Linked DNA regions of Homo sapiens: region 2 is linked to region 1. Evidence: read pairs that join two places in POLR2A ChIA-PET (ENCODE). Cell type or tissue: endothelial cell of umbilical vein. All regions are shown on one strand. Region 1 overlaps GFM1 (G elongation factor mitochondrial 1). Region 2 overlaps RARRES1 (retinoic acid receptor responder 1).

Evidence for each region. Peaks named below come from ENCODE experiments on the same cell type or tissue, not always from the same donor. Only the 100,000 strongest peaks of a DNase experiment are listed, where the experiment ranks them.
Region 2: POLR2A ChIA-PET joins it to region 1 with 11 read pairs; 6 of 35 experiments call an interaction of 5 or more read pairs at or near these places.

What each region holds. Positions count from the first base shown.
Region 1 is chr3:158,648,707-158,651,206 of GRCh38, forward strand. It overlaps GFM1 (G elongation factor mitochondrial 1), which reads left to right. Exons shown (of 18, transcript NM_024996.7): 5 at 335-451. Among named protein-coding and RNA genes, the nearest start is that of GFM1, 5.4 kb to the left of the region's middle. In endothelial cell of umbilical vein, no CTCF peak of the experiment used is centred here; a DNase peak (open chromatin) is centred at 1,355; H3K27ac peaks cover 1,957 bases.
Region 2 is chr3:158,699,540-158,702,039 of GRCh38, forward strand. All of the region lies in intron 4 of RARRES1 (retinoic acid receptor responder 1), which reads right to left. Among named protein-coding and RNA genes, the nearest start is that of LXN, 28 kb to the left of the region's middle. In endothelial cell of umbilical vein, no CTCF peak of the experiment used is centred here; DNase peaks (open chromatin) are centred at 1,202 and 2,362; H3K27ac peaks cover 1,995 bases.

The sequences.
Region 1 (2,500 bases):
GGGCTCAGCTATCCTACTATTTAATTTCCTGGCTAGCCCTCCATTATCTGTTCTTCCCCCTTCTGCTTTTGATCCAGTGTATCTGGGGATCTGATGGTAAAACAGTTATTCTGGAGTTCTTTTTGTTGCCTAAATGGGTTTGTGGCTTCCTGAGCTCCTTGAGTTACGTTGTCAGTCTGTTCCCAGCTGCTTTATATTTTCTGTTCTGACCTGATGGTAACACCCTTCTCAGTTCTCCAGTGTCTGCCACTGATTTTTTAAAATATTCATTTTGTCATTTCAAAGGGATTAGGGGAGAAGAAAAAAGGTAAACAAGTGTATTTTTATTTTTCAGGTCTAAACTAAATCATAATGCAGCGTTTATGCAGATACCCATGGGTTTGGAGGGTAATTTTAAAGGTATTGTAGATCTTATTGAGGAACGAGCCATCTATTTTGATGGAGACTTTGGGTAAGTGCTAAAAATACATTATTAAAATTTTAAATTTTAAAAAGCATTAAAAAGAAGGAAAGGATAAGTTCATCAAACGCAGAGTAACTATCTTTTTGAAATGCGACTGCAAGAATACTCTGAGATGGTTTTGTTTTAATACCTTTAATCCTAGTCGCTCCCCATTTTATTTAGTATTTATTCTGTGAGAGACTATGTTACTTTTTGGGTAATATACCCATATCACATTATGGCATGCATGGTGTGGTAGAAGGAGGCCTTCAGTTTGGGTTAGTAAATTTGGGTTAGTGAATGTATTGTATCTTTTTGCACTTGTTCATTTATTCATTCATTCTGTGGACTTTTATAGAGCAGCTGCCAGGTCTGGGGTATTGTGATAAAAATTAGGAAGAAAATAGAGATCATAAATATTTGCTCTTCCTGCTTTATAATTACATGGACAGAAAAGATTAATAAATTAAAACAGTTAAAATTGTACAAATGTGGTTTGGGAAATGCAAGAAATAAGTTGGTAACTTTTTGATGTGGTATTTGGTCCATCAGCTCTTGAGTGACCTTTACCTACAAAGTACTGTAATTGCCTGGTAGTTATCAAACCTTAGCGTTGTTCATAACAATCCCCTGGAGACTTTGTTAAAAGACATAGTCCTGGCTCTACCTCCAGAGATTCTGATCAGTAGATTGGGGTGGGGCCCGTAGTTTGCATTTCTGGAAGGTTTCCAGTTGATGCTGCTCTTACAGGTCTGCAGACCACACTTTGAGTGACACTGATCTAGACAATGTGAGGAGTCATAAATGATCCTTTGTTCTGAGGAGTGACCTCTGTAGCCTGGTCGTTTCTCCACAGGCACTTCCTGAGGGATTTCCTTCCTCTGCTATGGAATTGGGATCGCAGGTCTGGCAGGTGGGCGAATGGCATTGTGATCAGTGAACTATAGAATTTATCTTCATCAGCCATCTTGTAAGCAGGAAAAGGATGGAGTCTGTCCAGTGGATAAGGTGTTTCTCTCACTTTTTATGTAACAACTGAGTAATGACAACAAAGTTTACCTACCACTCCTTAGGATATAAGGCCCAGTAAGGCAGAGTTTTTGTTTTTCTTTTTTCCTACTTTATTCACTGCTATGTCCCAGCCCCTAGAACAACTAGTTACAACTAGGCAGTTGTAACTGCCTAGTACATAATAGGGACTCAAAAATATTTGTAAATGAATGAATAAATCCACTTTCCCAGAATTACCAAGGCACATATTTCTGTTGTCAGAAGTAGAGACTCTTAAACTTTGTTGTACATCAGAACCACAGATGCAGCATCTTAATGTACATGTCCCCTTCCCCAGCCCTAGTTTACTGTATGTGTATTTGGAAAGGAATCCACAGATGATTCTGACATGTGAAAGGCTAAGAAGCAGGGAGCTTGCCAGGAAGGTTGAAATTAAAATCTGAAAGTTGTGGGGAGTCTTAGAATATTAAGTGTTACTTTTTGTTGGAAATGGCTTCTTTTGTCTTTATTAAAGTTAGGAATGTGTTTTCTGAAAAGCTTACTTTTTGATATTAATTTCCATTTTTAAAGAAATAACTTGAGGCCAGGCGCAGTGGCTCACGCCTGTAATCCCAGCACTTTGGAAGGCCGAGGTGGGCAGATCACGAGGTCAGGAGATAGAGACCATCCTGGCTAACACGGTGAAACCCGTCTCCATTAAAAATACAAAAAATTAGCCGGGCGTGGTGGCGGGTGCCTGTAGTTCCAGCTACTCGGGAGGCTGAGGCAGGAGAATCTCTTGAACCTGGGAGGCAGAGCTTGCAGTGAGCCGAGATGGCACCACTGCACTCCAGCCTGGGTGACAGAGCGAGACTCCGTCTCAAAAAAAAAAAAAAAAAAAAAAAAAGAAATACCTTGAAAAATTTTCAGACTGCTTTTAAATATCATGTCAAGTATATCCATTTTGGCTTTGAACATTTTATTTGTAATTTTACCTGTTCAACCTCTGGTGTAATGGAGAACTGATGTCACAGATTGAAGAGTCTGTCATATTTAGTCACCGTTTTT
Region 2 (2,500 bases), 51 kb after region 1:
CTGGAATCCTAGTATTTGTTTTAAGCTCTGCCTCTTCTTTGCCTCGCTGAAGACTGCCATGATTTCCTTCAGAAATGCCTGAAGGAAAGGAGGCATTTCCTTCCCCAGAGGGCCTGGATAAATCAGAAATCAACTGCATTTTCTATGATTCTTCTTGGCAATAGTCAGTAGGTTTCCCTCGTCTCTCACAGTGTACCCACGAATGTTCAAAGCAAACATCTGAGGCACAAGCTGGAAAGTCAGAGAATTCATGAGAGAAAATTCAGTGTCTCTTTCTTAAGGGAACAGTTACTGGAGGTTCCAGTGATCAGTCTGGCATTGTCGCTTTGAGGGTGTGTTTAGCCTTGTTAGACCTTCATTTGGTGGCTGTCTTGACCTTGGAAGGACATGATTATCTATCCCAAGATGTCCCACACCAGCTGGATATTTGTCTCAGACTTTTGTGCTGTCTGCACTATTTTTCAAGTCTTGACTGTTTACCATGTATTTTTATAATTTAAAAATTGGTTTTAGGCTGGACATGGTGGCTCATGCCTGTAATCCCAGCACTTTGGGAGGCCAAAGTGGGAGGATCACTTGAGCCCAGGAGTTCGAGACCAGCATGGGCAATATTATTATTTTTTAATAGAGACCACCTCGTCTTTATTTAAAAAATAATAATAAGTGTGTGTGTGTGTGTGTGTGTATATATATATATATAAATTGGTTTTACTTATACACTTAAAATGTTTTTTTGAGAACAATGCCTTATTCTGCGTTTGAAAATGGCATTTCTGAAGGAAATCATGGCAGTCTCCATTGAGGCAAAAAAGAGGCAGAGCTTAAAACAAATGTTAGGATTCCAGCCCCATTTGACAGACTATTTTGGTAAAAGCACAAAGAGTGTTACCCATTTTTAAATACAAAATGTGAGTCGTGATAATGCTGGTAAAACCCTCTATCATTTGATTGAGAACTTCCTCAATAAAGTTATCGAAACATCCCCTTACATTTTTGTTTTTATAGATTCCTCCTCCTTTAGGAGGAACCACCTTTAAACCAAACCAAAAAGCACAGCTTATTTAAAAAAATGCAGAAGAGGACATTGCACATCCCAGCCTGGCAAAGGATGCCAAGATTGGACTGCCCTCCCCATGTCAAGCTCTGCCAAGAAGTCATTATTTTTAATATTATTCAGAAATTATCTTTTTGGCTTCAATTCAGATCATCACAAGTGCCAAATCTTGTAGCCCAAATGGATGATGATTTGTTGTTACATTTCCTGGTAACTCAGCACTTAATCTTGTTGCAGACAGACTGGAAGTGTTTTGTTTGTTCCCTTTTACTTGGTCATAACCCAACCCACCCCATGCCCCTCCACCCTGCTTCCCCCAAAAGGGAGCAAAGGATCTCTAACAGAACTAGGGTGGTTTTAGTAGAGAAGAATTAGATTTGTTAGTAATAGAAGTTATCAAAAGTAGATTTCAGCATAATAGATAAGGTAGATAGGATGGTTTCTATATGTAGCTTTGGCTAATGGAGACTTCTACTTAATGTGAAGATGAGCTGACTGATAGTGATGTGCTGCAGGTTAGATAGTTTGGGGTGCTTACAAACCTGGTACTGATTGATAAGAGTTAGAACAATACTCAGCTTGACGTTTCTCAATTCATATTAAAGGCTAAAGGTACGGGCTTATCCATTTTTTTCCCTAGCCAGCATATATCCCGTGTTCTTGGCACTGTCCTCATAGTATTGGGAATGACATCTATTCTTCAGTTCTAAGGAAAGAGTTGTGCCAGTAAGATGTGTCTTACTTTATATTTGCATTTCAGTCTTTCTTTTTTTTTTTTGCACACTCTTCCCTCAGGCCTTGTTCATTTGGGGCTGTGAGTTTATAAGCTTGTACTTCTTTACACAATTGCATTAAAAGGTGAAATTAGCCCTGAGTATCAAGATAGTAATTCCCAGAAAGTTTTTGGAAAAATTATAATCTTCATACTTTTTTTGAGCTACCTTGGGCCAAGAGCACCTCCAGTCACTTCCTGCCTCCGTGCCATACTGGCTTTCTCAGCCCTAGTGTCCTGTTGCTAGTCTCTCAGAACAGTATTTAGACCTTCTGCTCATAGTGTCTTTTTAAAAATCATTGCTTGTTGCTTGTGTTGCTTCTTTTGATGAAGGGTCACAGGAGACCTTAGTGGCCACTGAATAGCAGAATTTGAAAATCTTTGTGGATATGTGCATACTTTTCTTTAAAAGAACTCTAAGCTGAAATGCGTGTCAGCCTTGAAACCAAATATCCTAATTGCTCCAGGGATTTAAATTTGTATTAGTTTAACTTCAATCCGTTTGTGAGTCCTCATTTAATAGGCCCTAAGAGATGAAATGATTTGCCTTGGATGACTCAGCTGCATATTCAACTATTATTTATCTAACACCCAGACATCGCAGGGGGAAAAAAAAATCTAAAACTCTTAGTCAATGACCATTCTCCCTCTGCATTTGTTTTTGTTTGTTTTGT